Linked DNA regions of Homo sapiens: region 2 is linked to region 1. A link is an interaction called in ENCODE POLR2A ChIA-PET data of the cell type or tissue named here. Cell type or tissue: Panc1. All regions are shown on one strand.

Region 1 (8,000 bases):
AAGTTAAGGAAATTTTTAAATATTAAAAAGATGAATTTTTGGCCAGGTGCAGTGGCTTACGCCTGTAATCCCAGCACTTTGGGAGGCCAAGGCAGGTGGATCACCCTGAGGTCAGGAGTTTAAGACCAGCCTGGTCAACATGGTGAAACCCCATCTCTACTAAAAATACAAAAATTAGCTGGGCATGATAGCACGTGCCTGTAGTCCCAGCTACTCGGGAGGCTGAGGCAGGAGAATCCCTTGATCCTGGGAGGCAAAGGTTGCAGTCAGCCAAGATCACGCCACTGCAACTCCAGCCAGGGCAACAGAACAAGACTCCATCTCAGAAAAAAAAAAAAAAAAGAATTTTCTACCTCTTGGTATTTGGTATTAAGCATTCACTATATCGCTCGAAATGTGGCCCAACAAAAATTCATAACGTTTCTTAAAACATTACAAGAACTTATGTATAGGCCAAGACAGTTCTTCCAATGTGGCCTGGGAAGCCAAAAGATTGACATCTGTCATAAACCTTCTTATGTTTCAAGAAACCATAATCTGCATGTACTTGCATAACAATCAGCTGACTAAATCAAATGTTGGTCTACAAGGCTTTATTCCTTAACATCTCATACTGTTCTAAGAATCTGTCACTATAATTACAAATAGTTCTTTACACTGACATGAATGTATAGTGTCTCTGCCTTAGAGAAATCTAAAGGTGACAGAAGCATAGCATTTTTTAAGCCACTGTAATTAAATATCATCTGAACAGCAGTGTTGAGACAAAGTTTATTAAGAAATAGAGGCCAGGTGGGTGGCTCACGCCTGTAATCCCAGCGCACTTTGGGAGGCCAAGGCTGGTGGATCACTTGAGGCCAGGAGTTTGAGAGCAGCCTGGCCAACATGGTGAAACTCTGTTTCTACTGAAAATACAAAAATTAGCTGAGTGTCATGGTGCAGGCCTGTAATCCCAGCTACTTGGGAGGCTGAGGTCAGAGAATAGCTTTCACCCAGGAGGCAGAGGTTGCAGTGAGCAGAGATAACGCCACTGCACTCCATCCTGGGTGCCACTGCACCAGCCTGGGCGACAGGGCAAGACTGTCTCCAAAAAAAAAAAAAAAAGAAAGAAAGAAATAGACAAAGTAGCTACAAAAACTCCTGAATCATCTTGTTCTCACTCTTTCTAACCCCAACTCGGCATTTGACTCAAAGTTATAATGCACTCTGGCTTCATTCTTAAGATGCGACGCCCAGGTGTTCTGTTTTTGGCTTAGAATGTTAGAACTTATGGAAATAACCCTATTTCCCTTTCTCTCTTTGTCCCAGTGACCAAACAGATCCCTTTAACCGTAGTCCCCTCACCATGGACCAGATCCGGCCAAACACAGAACTAAAAGAAAAAATCCAACGGTGGCTTGCAGAGAGGAAACAACAAAAGGAGCAACTTGAATAGATACTGTGAACTAACCAAACCAAAACCAACCCCAGAGTGCAGATAAACAATTGTTTGTGGTTTCTCTCTTTCTGGTTCTGTTCCTTTTCTTTCTTCTTTTCTTTTTCTTTTTTTTTTTTTTTTTTACTAAATTAGAGAACTGCTCTTGCTGAAATTATGATAGTTAAGATTCCTAAGAACTTGACAATGCTCCCCTGGCTTGCAGGAAATTATACTTATTATAGCATCACCAAGTTTAGAAATCATCACTAATTTTCACCCTCTGTTGTCTCTTCATATTCTTCTTCCTTTTCCTAAATGAAATTATATTATTTCAACTACTAAAACTTCCCGCCACCCTGCTATTTCTCTTCCAATTACTGTTCAAACATTTTTGGTGAGTGCTGCTTTTATAAATATGTGATGTCACATATTTCAGTGACAGCTGATGTTATCAGAAAAATCCTGTTATCCTGTGTATTTACTAGTCCTCATGATCTAGACTTAACCCCTTTTCTGTGTTACAGAGTAACTTCACATAAAAGCAGATACCTTTAAGTTTGTGTAGACTTCTGAATAAGATGATAGACGAGAATTTTTTTTAAAAAAGGAATTTAAAGGAATCTTGTGCAACTTCTGTTGATAGCTCTTAATTTTGTTATACAGTCTTTTTAATGAGGATTGGTAGGGCAATCCTACCAATTGATGGGGGTGAGGAGACTGTTGGGCCCTTATTCTCTTATGAAAATCTGTTTCTACAAGGACTAGGCCTAAGTAGATTTAGGCAACGGGTATCATATCCATGAAAAATGTCATTTTAAGACACTAATATCAACAGTATATCTCAGTGTGTGAGATATATAAATACACATACACCCCATGTGCTTTTTTGTTGGTTTAGTGTAAACTGAGTACCACTTTATATTTTCTCTTCCATAGTGAGATGTATGCAGTATGTGGCCATGTTTACTAACATACTCATTCTTCACAAAATTCTGAGATTATAAAATGTATATAGTTAATATTTGTTTGAGCTTGTGACCTGACTTCTAAGAGCTACTTCTAACACAGCCTTAGGTCTTCAATTAACAAAGTAGGAAGTTGAGCACAACCTTGTCCACAGCCATTTTAAATATCCACTTAGCCCTGTGTAGTTGGTAGGTGGACACCACTTTCATAAGTGAACTTGAGCTCACTACTCAATTGTGCAGCTTAATATGCTGACTAGGGACATTCCCCTATGGATTATCTTTATATCACTGTCTTTCTAAGCCCAGAGATGTCATAAGTGACAAGAAAAGTGATAGGATCAAGAAATGGGTGTCACTGCTTCATTTGGAACATGTTATTAACTATGGTCTCTTTCAAATAAATAGTAGTTTTATATTTCAACACAAGTTGCTATAAGCAGTCCTTGATGGGTTTTTGATTGCATCAGCTGGAAAGCCTCAAATCTAAGAGGGCTTCCCATCCTAGATATAAAATAGGTGTTGCCTATTGCTGTGCTTATAAAATGAAAAAGGAAATTGAGGACACTTTTGCAAATGCCAGAATGTAAGATTCATTCAGTGTGCTCCCTGGGCCTTTATGGCATGGGTTGACAGGATTTGTTTATTTTCTAAAATTAGCTTCATTCAATATTTATCATCCTCCTTTCCCTCTCTGAGAATGAACTATGTATAAAATAAGCTTCTGCCTATTTGCATTTATCTTCCAAACCCAATCTAGTAGGATGTTCTCATTTTAAAAACGAGGGGAAAAGACCAGAGTTTTTCAGGAGAAAACTGGAGGAAAATGGGCACAAAAACTCAGAAGGCAGCTATTCCCAGCAGCTTCCTAGTTAACAACCCCCATGCTGCCTCCAGTCTTTGTCTGTATTCTTCTGTATTTAACCTTCAGATTGTAAGCCTTTTCTGGCAAGCTTTTCTTCTTTTTTTAAACTCTTTTCCTGAAACTTTTTATGAATGGCTATGGCACCATTAATGCTGCTGAATATCTTTAAACTCTGCACAAGCAAGTGTGTAGCTTAAGGCCACTACTGGTAAGGAAACCAAGTGTCCTCTGTGCCTTTTTTCTTTCTGTGAAGTAATTTAAGAATATCCAAAAAAATTAGACTTTAAAAAGTTATCTTGGTACAACACCGTGTGTATATACACTTGGAAGCTTAAAAAGGTGTTTTGTCTGGAACTTAGAAGCAGCTCTAAATCTAGTAGAGCAGACTTTCTAACATACCTAGTTTTGTGTATTGGCTTTGCTGGAGTATGATAGCAAAATGAAGACTCTTTTACTCAGCTCTGGTATTGCTCATAACTTACCAAGAGGCTAATACTAAACTTGGAAAATTGTTTAAGTATGTTTTATCAAGCAGTCTGGGTTTTGTTTTTTAATATACTTTTTAATGGATATGTGAAAACTGAAGGAAATGTTAAAGGTTTTTTAATGGTGCAAGTGAAGGTGCCAGTTGCTATTTGATATCACACTCTACAAAAGCTTCATTACTTTATTTGATGGTGGTTGCTAAGCAGCCATTGCACAGAGCATAAGTCTACTGGGTGCCTTTACATGCCAGAGGCTGATGCTGCACTGTTGATGTCATGTGAGGAAATAATGCACATGCTCTAACTGCTCAACAGGAAATGAACCTAGAAACAGAAAATGAAAAGGTTGATTGAAATAAAACTTGATCAACGCGACTGTATTTTGAAACATTCCAGGAAGGTTACTTCTTGTCAAACTTGCCTGGCAGTGTTTGTTCAAAACTTGTATTTAATAAATGAACATCTGACTTACAACCTTTGTTATCACTTTATTCCAGTATTAAAAGCTAGTGGCAGTTTCAGAAATCCCCCTGAAAACTTAGAGGATTCTGACGTTTCACTTTTTTTTTAGGTAAGTAACATCAAATATGTGTGACCTGGCTGACCCAGCCTGCCTTACCAGGCCTCTGGAGGGGACCCTGGGGTTACCCTCAGGAGATGAATCTCACAGTATGGTTTTCCTAACCAGCTCTCTTTTGGCTTCACTGTTTTTCTTTATCTGGCCTGAACCCCAGGTCTTTGTAATCATTTGCTGTTATCTTCCCCTTTCTTGCTCCTTGTTTCCATACCCCTGCCATGCAAGATGTCAGCCTAGATTAACTCAGCCATTCCCCTCTGCTGTAATATCCAAACTGCAGACCATTGTTGGAGGAAAAACACAATTTTTAGAATGGTACAACCACAAACTTATCTCTAACGTTGCCCAACAACCCTTCTGTGTGTCCTTCAGCTATTCCAAACTTTGGCCTCCTTCCTCAAATTCCTTCTCATACCCCCCTCCCATTGACCCCTCACAGTCCGATGACTTTGCCTTCATTTTGCTGGGAAGATAAAGACTTCAGAGACTTTGAAGACTTTCAGACCTCTCTCCCATAATCACATCTGTGGAAAAGGCCCCATAGATCCCTGGCTAGTTCTCTTTTCCTGCCTCATCAGGGCTCTTGTCAATATCCCTTTTTATCAGGCAGGATGGCCTGTGCCTGTAATCCCAGAGCTAAGCAAGAGGCTGAAGTGGGATGATCTCTTGAGGCCAGGAGTTTCAGGCCAGCCTGGGCAATGTGGCAAGACCCCATCTCTAAATAAATAAATGACTGCCTCTTCTCTGTCTTCAATTTCTCCCCTGAGTTCCACATCCCCCTTTGGTTTTCTGACTTGTAATCCTTTACAGCCATATTTCTTCACCATTCACCCTGGATTCTATCCTAATTTTTTGAAAAGGCGCTAGTTAGTTAAAGATTGCCATATTGCTAAATTAACTTTCCCATCCTTAATTTGACTTTTCTGCAGTATCTAGGGCAGCAGAATCACTCCTTCATTGAAAAGTTCTTAGTTCCTTGATTACACTTCTAATTTTTCTTTCCATCTCTCTAACCATTCCAAAAATCGGAGATTTACTTCTGCTCAGACTTCCCCAGGTTACATTACTTATAGTTCTGTTCCTCTCATCAAATGCCACTTCCCTACATACATCTTTTCCTCCTCATATTAAACTATGAAGTTTCAGCCCTCTGTAGTATACAGCTGTTCTCTTACACATCGGCTCAAGGATCTTTTCTAGGAAGTATGCTGAAATCAGCACCATGCCTAATCTGATGGAATGCCCCCTCTCTGAGTATACATTGCAACTTCAGATCTCAACTCTGCCACTTCCAAACTGTGTGGCCATTTTTCAAGCCCAGTCTCAATGGGGACAATGCCTTACAGGCTTTCTTTAAATTCCAAAATGCCTGGCATAGTGTGGGCGTTCAATACAGGTGATTTTTTCCTCACATCTGCACAGCTCCTTGTGGTTAACTAGGGAATTAGGGGAAATGGATTCCAATCGTGATACAGCACTTTGGGGAGATTGGGATTACAAAAAATCAACTTTAAAAGGGCTATGGGGCCAGGCGCGGTGATTCACGCCTGTAATCCCAGCACCAAGGCGGGTGGATCACTTGAAGCTAGGAGTTCGAGACCAGCCTGGCCAACATGGTGAAACACCGTCTCTACTAAAAGTACAAAAATTAGCCAGGCGTGGTGGCGGGCGCCTGTAGTCCCATCTACTAGGGAGACTGAGGCACAACAATCGCTGGAACCCGGGGGACAGAGGTTGCAGTGAGCCGAAGTCGTGCCACTGCACTTCAGCCTGGGCGACAGAGCGAGACTGTCTCAAATAAAAAGGGCTATGGGTTGAGCCTGGTGACAGCCTGTGTGGTGATTGCTCGGCCCCTAACTTTATATGTTTGGCCTTGGACCCTCTCTACCTCTGTACAACGATCGTGTTGGACTAGAAGAATCTCAGCGAATCCTTCTCCAGTACTGACTTCAAAGGTTCTCAGAATCGCGGCGAAAGCACCCTACGCAAAATAGCGGAGGTCGGCGCCAAGAAAAGCACTGCAGGTTCAGGGCGCATGCGCATTTCCGCTCCTTGCCGGTTTTCCGGACCTCTACGAGTGGCTGCCCCACAAAATGCCTGCTTCTCTGCGGAATCCTACTGTTCTTCACATGCTCTCTAATACCATCTTTTCATATCCACTTTCTCTTCCATGTTGAAAAATTAAATTGACAGGCTGGATTCTGCAAAGATCTTTGGACATTTAAGTATCTTCGACCGGCGCGAAAAGAGGCGGCCTGACCTTGGAAGTGGGACGGGGTCCTGCAGCGGGTCCTTCCGGCGGGTGACATTCAGCCGGCGGTTCGGGGCGACGGACTCTCCATTCCAGAACCATGGCCCAATTTGTCCGTAACCTTGTGGAGAAGACCCCGGCGCTGGTGAACGGTGAGCGCGATGTGAGACCGCCGAGGCGGGCACACGGGCGGCAGGGAGGCCTGCGATGGCCTGAGAGGAAGAAGCGGGCTGCGAAGACCCGAGGGGCCTGCGGGTGCCGGGGCGGGATGGCCTGCAGGTGGAGGGAGCAGGAAGCAGGTTGGCGACTCTTTTCTAGCCTTCCACTCGTCTGACCTGCAGATTGGGTTCTCTACACAACCTAGAAGTTCCTGAATTCTAACCACGACTGGGAAGAGAGGTAGTGTGAAGGAAGCCCGGCGTTGCCCGGCAGCTGCAACCATTACGCCCCCTGAGATCGCTAAGAGCAGGGATCTAGAGGGGATGGTTCTGTTAGGAGAGCTAAGAAAAGGAAGGGCAGAAACGTGAAAGTAAATCAATTCGGCCTCATTACATGTGGTGTTGTTCTCAGTGGAGTATTTGGAAGTCAACAGAAATGTTTAAGGATGGGTGAGCTTTTTTGAACGTTGACTTTGCTTTCTGTCCTAGACGGATTCTAAGATACTTCCGCTTTAATCCGAGGGAAATTTTAGGTGGAAATGGACTTCATGGATGAGTATCCATGCCCCGAGAAGCATAGGACGGGATCCGTATAAACAATAATCTTTGTTACGAAGCTTAGCATTCGTGGAATTTTTTCAGCTTGAAGAGCCTCACTGGTAGACCGCTGTATTTCACAACAACCCTGAATAATCACAGCCTCTGAGTACTAGTTTATTTGGCCAGTAAATATTTCAGTTGTCTTCTCAGTGGCAAGCTATTCATTTTATTCCTGAAGTGAGATAAGCTAAATTGACGTAAGTTTTTCCTAGATGTGCTGTATTCCAGTAAGTGACTGAAGGTCGGATCTCTTAACTTTTGCCTACGTTTATGAAATGTGAATAGAAAGCAGAACTTCAAAAAAAATGTAATACTTTCTAGCCTATTTTGCTGTGTTTGAGTTTGGTTTGGGTATTTTCTTTTTCTTTCTTTCTTTTTTTTTTTTTTTTTTCCTAGAAGACAGGGACTCACTCTGTCGCCCAGGCTGGAGTGCAGTGCAGATCACAGCTCACTGCAGCCTCCACCTCCTAGGCTCAAGCGATCCTCCCACCTCAGCCTCCTGAGTAGCTGGGATCACAGGCACGCACCACCACACCCAGCTAATTTTTGTATGTTTTAAGAGACGGGATTTCACCATGTTGCCCAGGCTAGTCTCTTAACTCCTGGGCTCAAGGGATCCTCCCGCCTCGGTCTCCTAAAGTGCCAGAGTTACAGGTGTGAGCCACAGCGCCAGCCGGGTAAT
Region 2 (8,000 bases), 230 kb after region 1:
CTGACTCTTTCTGAGACTTGTTCTTTAGAAAAGTACCTTGTCCTTCTTTTTTGCTTGTCTTTGGCCTCTACAAGTGGGTGGGAGCTGCTCATCCTGGCCCAGGCAGTATCATCTAGGAGTGCAGGTGGCAGGGTAGAGGGACAGAGCAGGATAGGCAACCCTGGCCTGACCGTTAGCCAGCCTGTGTAATTGTGACTGTGTGTGTCCATGTGCATGCACGTGGGTGCATGCAGGGGCTGGGTGTGGCTCTAGGCAGCTGTCCTGGAGATGGCATCTGAGCTGGGTGGGGGCCAGGATTCCCCAGATAGCTCAGGGAGCTTAAGGGGCTCTGGCTGGTGTGTACACAGTCGAGCCCATGTACAGAAGAATGGATTCTGCCCTCTGTCCCTTACGAGCAGAACAGGGTTCTTTGGAAGGTGGGCAGGAACCCTGGGATTGGTTTGAGGAAGAGAACCAGAACTGATGAGAACCAGAACTGAAGCATCTGGAGATGCTTTTGGAAGAGGTTGGGACAGTTTTGGATGAGGGTATAGGATTGTGTGTTTGTGTTGGATGGGGGTGAGATGAGGCGGATCCCATCTTTTCCTTTGCTGCATCTTCTCTTCACTGTTTTTGCATTGGTCTAGACGGGAATGCATGGCCATTCTAAGCTGGGGTCTCATCCTGGAGAGGGGGCAGTGAGCCTGGCACAGGCAGAGTGGCAGGCACAGCCTCCCCCAACTCCTCCATCAGTTTTCCCACCCCCATTCCCACACATAAGCACACATCTTACCACTAGTCCTGACCTGCCTCACCTGCCACTTTAAGTCTTGGAGGCTGCCCGCCCTGCCCCTCCCACCTCAACCAGGCTGCTTATCTGGGTCCTGGGGCAGGGGTGGAGGCACTGGCCCAGCCTCCCAGGTGCCGAGGCTCTGTTCCGGTTTTTTTTTTTTTTTTTTGCCATGGAACTGGGCAAGCAACAGGAGGGAAGCTGGGTAAGTGTATGAGAACACCTCTCCAGCCTTCTCTCCACTTCCTGCGGTTTGGGTTCATGGCCAAACTGTAAGTGATGAGAGACACTTGAGGAGGTCTAGGGACCCTAGAGAGCCATGGAAGCCTCACAAACCAGGCTTCAGGCCTATAGGTAGGCCTGCGGGAAAAGGCAACAAAGACCAGGAATGTGATTGTGTCATCCCTCCTTTACCTCCTAGGCCCCTGAGAGGTGACTGTATCTGGGTGGGTGTGTATGTGGAGAGGGGTGGATGAAGTGGTAGGGCCATGGGAGTACTCACTCATGGGCCTGGGCATTCAAGGACTGGCAGCAGCCCATCCTGCTGATAAACAGCCAAGGGCTGCCTGAGGGTAACTTGGAGCTGAGGTGGGGACAAAGAGGGCCGTGTCCTTGGTCTACCTCTTCTCCATGTATGTCTGTGGTTGGGTGTCTGGTCCCTGTGGGCTCATGGGTCTGTTTTCCAGCACTGTCTGTCTGCATACATGCCCACCTGTCTGTATGCTAGACTGTGTTTATCTGTGAGTGTGCATCAGTGTGCATTTGTGCATGTCAGGGCTGGTGTCTCTGTACTTGCCTATTAATGCAGGGCCAGGGCACATGTTGTATCCTTGTGTGCCTGTGCATCAGTGCTGGTGTGTCAGTATGTGTCCTTGTGTCTGTAGATCTGTGTGTACCTGCGTCAGGACGAGCAACTGAGTTTATCTGTGTCTCATTGTGGTCTGTAGTCTGCTTAACAGTGTGTTTCTGTATGTGTTTAGTGTGTTACTGTGGGTCCATTTGGTGTGTTCCTGTGTGTCCTGGGGTAGACTGAAAAAAGAAAGGAACAGGAAGATGGAAGGGGCTGTCCCAGAAGTGGGCAGGAAGAACCAGGCTGTTATGCCATGTGGGCATGTGGCACAACAGCCTCGTTCTTCCTGCCCACTTCTGGGGCACCTTGTTTCCCTCTGCCTCCCCTAGGTCTTGGGGTCAGGCCTCTCCTGACTTGACACTGATGTCCTAGCCCCCTGTAACCCTGCTCTCCCTCCTGACAGGATACTGAACCTGGCTCTATCCCCACCAGGGCTCAGCTTCCTCCCCTTCATGTCCTGCTCTGTCCATCCTCCCCAGGAACGCCAGCGCCTGGAGACCATCCTGAACCTGTGTGCCGAATACAGCCGGGCTGATGGGGGACCTGAGGCTGGGGAGCTTCCCAGCATTGGGGAGGCCACCGCAGCATTGGCACTGGCAGGCCGGAGGCCCTCACGAGGCCTTGCAGGGGCCTCTGGGCGGAGCAGCGAGGAGCCTGGCGTTGCCACCCAACGCCTATGGGAGAGTATGGAGCGCTCAGATGAGGAAAATCTCAAGGAGGAGTGCAGCAGCACTGAGAGCACCCAGCAGGAGGTGAGATGGAGGGGTAGGCAAGACAAAGAGGCTGAAGTTGGACCTGCTGGGGGCAGAGGAGGCTGGTGTATCCAATGCCAAGGTCCAGTGAGGGGAAGGATCAAGTTTGGGAAGAGATTAGAGAGCAGAGGTGCAGAAATGAGACAAGGAAGAGAAGGGAGGTGTTGATGAGCTTCCCAAGCTGTAAATATGCTTTATGACCTGCCTTTCCATGGGGCCCCACCCAGGCCTGGCACTCAGTGGTAAATATTCTCTTCCGCAGAGCCCTTATTGCTCCCCTCAAAGGTGGGGGTTGCGGGGGGGCAGGGAATTAGCCTCCTGTCTCAGTCCAGCTATTCCTCAGCAAGTGCCTGGAGGAACAGGTGATCCATTTTCTTAGTCTGATTCCAAAAGGCTCTAGGCTTCCTCAGTTGATAGCTTCCCTCCCCTCCAGCACGAAGATGCACCTAGCACCAAGCTCCAGGGAGAGGTGCTAGCCCTGGAAGAAGAGCGGGCTCAGGTGCTGGGGCACGTGGAGCAGCTCAAGGTCCGTGTGAAGGAGCTAGAGCAGCAGCTGCAGGAGTCAGCCCGAGAGGTGAGCCGTGAAGTCCCTAGCTGGACTCTTCCCTAGGCCAACTGAAGGCCCCAGAGAGGGGCCACAGTCAGCTGCTTTGATGGGGACCCTGGTGTCTGCCCCCAGGCCGAAATGGAGCGGGCACTGCTGCAGGGAGAGAGGGAGGCAGAGCGGGCACTGCTGCAGAAGGAGCAGAAGGCAGTGGATCAGCTGCAGGAGAAGCTGGTGGCCTTGGAGACAGGCATCCAGAAGGAGAGGGACAAGGTAACCCACACCTGGCCCAGCTTAGTGCTGGGTACCAGTGGCCTGGGAGAGAAGGAGAAATGTCTTCTCTGGGGCCCTGTACCCTTCACCTCATCATCCATTCTGCAGTACAAGTGGTCTCTGTGGCTTTCCAGAGACAGAGTGACTTCTCCTCCTCTGTGGAAGGAACCAGCTTGGAGGGCACTGCCAGGGGCTGGGCTGGTGTCTGGGGTCTCCTCTGTCTGGGTCTGTGTGCTACCTCTGGGTGCCTGCCATCCTAGGCCCTTTATGGCCCTTCTAGGAAGTGCCAAAGCCCCTTCTTGGGCAGTGAGCACAGCCCAAGGGACTGACATTGGGGAGTGATTCAAGTTCGGGTCCCACCATCTGGAGAACATCTCCCTCCAAGCATGCCACAAGTGCTTACGTTGTGATCTTTGGGAGATGGCCCTCGGGCCTCTGCTTCCCTTGAGCCTTCAGGATCTGCAGCCTCCCATCCCAGGTGATCCTAGCTCCTGCCCCTGCCCCTTTCAGATTTCGTGCCAGCCTGCAGGGGCCACTCCCAGATGCCCAACACCGTGCCAAAAGCTCTGAAGTGGAGAGGGGTCATCTATTTCTGGATCTGACAGTATTTTTCCAATAATTTAATTTTCCTTCTGGATTTTTTGAGTTTCTTCCTCCTGCCCTCAATTTTGAGAATCTTAAAAATTCTTTGACCCTTTTTTTTTTTTTTTGGAGCTTTGGCTCTGGCCCCCAAAACCACACTCCCAAATTCTGTGCCAAATTAACTCCACGCTTGCCAACTAGGCCTACACTAACGTCCCTTCTAATCACTGACTTGGGCTTTCCGCATGCCCCTAACTGCCAGTGCCACCCAGGTAGGGCTGAGCCATGCCCGCTTTTGCACTAACTCAGTGGGTGCCTCTGTGCCCCTGGCCTCTCTCCTCTAATGCTGCCTCCTTCTTTTCTTGGTGTGGGACCCCAGAGTTTTTATATGAAAGGAATTGGCAGGAGGATTGGTAGCTCAACTTTACTCAAGGGGGCATTGGCAGGAGGGGTATGAGGGTGGGGGAAATGCTTGGCTGTGGAGCTGCTCAGACTGAAGAGTTCTTTCCATTGGAAATGCCTAGGCTGCTGTCTTAGGCTACTGTCTGAGGACAGCATGAGATAACCCAAGGAAGCTTCCTGGCAGCTTCCTGCACAGCAGAGTAGGCTGTCTTCCACCTATTCCCCTGCCTGCCCTCTGGAGCCAAGGAGTAAGGAGGCCCAGTTGTGGGCGTGGTCTTGGAGGGCTTGAACAGGACCTCTCTGCCAACATAGTGGCTACCCTTCCTAGCTTTCCCTTGGGGCTTCCCAAATTCAGATACCCATCAGAGGTTGGTAATGGGTAGCCCCTACTCTTCTCCTCACTCCTGAGCCACCTATAACACAGGGTATTTTAAAGGCTGAGTCCAAGGATGAGGAAGCACCTAGACCCCAGGAACTGGCCTGATTAGGTCCTCCTCTCTGGGGATGGGTAGATGAGTTGGGTAGAGGGATGGGAGTGACTGGGTTCAGCATAGGGCCTCACTCCCAGGGATAAAGCTCAGCATTTCAGAAGGAACCTGCCTAACCTCATTTCCCACTGACCTGGAGTTTTTTGGAGGCCTAGACTTCGCTTTCTCTGTGGGGAAGAGAGGTTATTCGAGGCTGTGGTAGTGATGGTGGTGGTGGTGATGGTGGTAGTGATGGCAATGGTGTGGAGGGTTCACTTGGCTTCCCTCCCCTGCCCTCAGCCCATGGCTCCACTCTGGCTTTGGAATCAGTAACCACAGTTTCTCCTCTGCCTGTCCTTTGAGGGGTGACTCACCAAACCCTCCCCTCGTCCCCCTTCCCACCCTCAGAGGTGTCATCTCACCCCAGAAAGAACCGTCCACCCCCTCTGTACCCACTCCTGGGACTCATTACCATGGAAACAGCCCGAACTAATTGCAACCCTCATCCCTGAAGTTCAGCCTGCAGGGCCAACACCCCACCCCGACCCTGGGCAGGAGGGGAGGGAGGCCAAGGGTGTTGGGTTGGGGTCCCCTCTGCCACACTGCTTTAACATCCTCAGCTCCTGATTGACGCCCAACCCTGGATTTAACCCTCACCATCACTACCCTTTTTCCCTGGGTTAAATTTTGGTCTCTGGGCTGTAGTAGAAGGGGAGGGATGAGAGCTGGAGGCTCTGTGATGCAGAACCAGCCTTGACTGGTTTGGAGAGAAAACAGAGGGCCTTTTCTCGAGACCTACCCAACAATTTCAGTTCAAGGGACTTCAGGAGACCAAAATCTGTGCCCTGCCCCCACACCTCTGCCTGTGTTACCTCATCCCCTGCACCTCTGACTGCCGTGTTACCTTCAGCTCCTGGCCTTGGGCCCTCTCCCTCTTCACCTCTTTCCCTCCTCACTTTCCCTTTCTGCCCTTTTCTTTCTCCTCGCCTGGTTATTCTCCTCTTTGATTCTAGCCTTTTTTTCTCCTCTCTCAACCCCCATTGCCGACCCCCATTCTGTCCCGCCCTGGCCGCCCTCCCGCGCTCCCCTCCCGCCGCTGCCGGGCCGGAGTTGAGGAGTGTGTGTTCTGTTTCTCCCCTGTGCCCCGCCCTCTCCCTCGCCCTCCCGCCGACCAGGAGAGGGCGGAGCTGGCCGCGGGACGGAGGCACCTGGAGGCCCGCCAGGCGCTCTACGCCGAGCTCCAGACGCAGCTCGATAACTGCCCCGAGTCAGTGCGGGAACAGTTACAGGAGCAGCTGAGAAGGGTCAGTTCCACCGCCCCCCCTCCCCCGGCCCCGCGGGCCACGCCCCAGAAGGAAGAGAGGAGAGCGGTGGGACGGGACCACCTGGCCTCTGCAGTACCTGCCGGACACCAGGGTCGGTGCTGCGGTTTGGAGGGAACCGGGAAGGTTGGGGAATCAGCGCTCCAGGCCATGATGCCCGCAAAAGGGCAAGGCCAAGTACAGCGGGAGCTGGGGGGAGGCAGGTTTCTTACCCAATTTCCCCGGGTCCAGCCCCATACAACGCATGCCCCTGTGGCCTGGTCTTCCAGGCCCAGAGTGGCATTGCAAGCACCACCCAACCCCCTTTGTCACTGTCGTTGAAGGAGGCAGAGGCCCTGGAGACTGAGACAAAGCTCTTTGAGGACTTGGAGTTCCAGCAGTTGGAGCGGGAGAGCCGCGTGGAGGAGGAGCGCGAGCTGGCCGGCCAGGGGCTGCTCCGGAGCAAGGCTGAGCTGCTCCGCAGCATCGCCAAGAGGAAGGTGTGCCCCACCTCGTTCCCTGCTGCGTGCTGTTGGAGGCCAGTGACCTGGGTTTGAATCCCAATGACCTCACAAAAGTTAACTTCGTCTTTTGTGCCTGGATTTCCTTGTCTGTAAAATGAGAATTACAACAGGTTGTTGTGAGAATTAAACAAGATGTAAAGACAGAATAGGATGTGATTGTAATGAGCACTCGGTGAAGAATAACTATTATTAAGCTCTGACTCCCCTCAGTCTTCCAGTGGAAAGTGGATTCTGCTCCCATTCAGAGCTTGGCACTGGCCCAGCAGGAAGGTGAAAGATGGAGGAGGAGGAGGCTTGCCCCTGTGCTTGCAGAGCTCTTGTCTGGTGGAAGTGCTGGGACACACAGAAAGATTTGAGATCTGGATATTAGAGCCAGCTAGGGGCCCTAGAAAGGGCATTCATTTCGGTTCCAGCCATGGCTCAGCCCTGCCTTGGCTGAGCTATAAAACAAGGGTTATTGGGTATTGTGGCCTGGCCAGCTGTGACACGCTAGCTAGATACTGTGATCACCTGCTCTTGATCTCAGCCAGACCACAGGATGGTGGCACAGGTGACTGTGTATGTTTGGGGAGTAAAGCTGGGAGGAGGTATGTGTTAGTAAGGGTTGGGAAGAGGTGAGGGAGGGATTGGAGAGGATGGCTCAAGCAGCTTCCACCCTTATGGCTGAAGCTTGTGGCCATGCACATGCACACATGCATGTACATTTTGCTTGGCTGGAGTTAGTGTGGGGGAAGTGAGGGTGGTGAGATTGGGGAGGGGTGTCTAAAATTGGTGACGTAGGGGATTTGCTGGTTAGCCTGGGGTTGGTGGTAAGTGGGGAGCTGCTGGACTTTCCTTGAGTCCAGATCCCATGCTTCTCTCCCTGAGCTGCTGTCTTACAAACGCACTTTCTGGATGTAAGACTGACTGATGAAAGGAGGGAAGAAAATTGACACACCTAAGCACATGGGTGTGTGTCAGGCACCTTGCTGGGAGCCTTCCTTGGATTACCTCAATGCTGTCCTTAGGACGGTATCACAAGACAAGTGCTGTTATTCCCATTTTATAGACAAGGAAACTAGGAGTAGGAGAAGCTACACATTTTGCCCAAAGCCTCCCATTATATAAGCTTCAGAGTCAGAATTGGAACCCAGGCCTGTTGGCCCAAATCCCACGTTCCTTCGACTGTACTGCACTGAGGCTAGGGGCGGGCACTTCTCTAGCCTCTTCCTCTTTCTTTCTGGAGGGAATGCGGTAGGGAGCTGTAGATCAGCTAATCTCATCCCTTTGGGGTTCTGGTGAGTATAAGCTCCAGGGAGTTTGGGAGGGCTTGGCAGTAGTGGATTCCTCTTCCCACACCCACCCTGCCTCCTGGGAAACCGGAGCTCAGCCCCTAGGACCTGGGGTGTCACATTCTTCCCCATGCTCCTCCTTAGGAACCTTATCCAGCTTTCATCCTCAGACCCTAGTGTCCCACCCTAGGCTCTGTCTGCCCTGGTGCCCTGTGCTCCCCTGCCCTTTCCACTCTGATTCAGAGTGACTCAGAGTACTGGTCTG

The links. Peaks named below come from ENCODE experiments on the same cell type or tissue, not always from the same donor. Only the 100,000 strongest peaks of a DNase experiment are listed, where the experiment ranks them.
Region 2: POLR2A ChIA-PET joins it to region 1 with 10 read pairs; 3 of 35 experiments call an interaction of 5 or more read pairs at or near these places.

The regions. Positions count from the first base shown.
Region 1 is chr11:118,395,006-118,403,005 of GRCh38, forward strand. It overlaps UBE4A (ubiquitination factor E4A), which reads left to right. Exons shown (of 20, transcript NM_001204077.2): 20 at 1,309-4,206. The coding sequence ends at 1,435. It overlaps ATP5MG (ATP synthase membrane subunit g), which reads left to right and starts at 6,601. Exons shown (of 3, transcript NM_006476.5): 1 at 6,601-6,712. The coding sequence starts at 6,661. All of the region lies in intron 3 of LOC100131626 (a long non-coding RNA gene), which reads right to left. RefSeq lists enhancers at 6,262-6,341, 6,462-7,325, 7,784-8,000. In Panc1, no CTCF peak of the experiment used is centred here; a DNase peak (open chromatin) is centred at 6,446; H3K4me3 peaks cover 2,519 bases; H3K27ac peaks cover 4,509 bases.
Region 2 is chr11:118,629,109-118,637,108 of GRCh38, forward strand. PHLDB1 (pleckstrin homology like domain family B member 1) reads left to right here. Exons shown (of 23, transcript NM_001144758.3): 7 at 2,099-2,371; 8 at 2,805-2,945; 9 at 3,051-3,188; 10 at 6,285-6,440. Among named protein-coding and RNA genes, the nearest start is that of MIR6716, 11 kb to the right of the region's middle. RefSeq lists enhancers at 1,719-2,227, 2,228-2,735, 5,762-6,432. In Panc1, no CTCF peak of the experiment used is centred here; no DNase peak of the experiment used is centred here.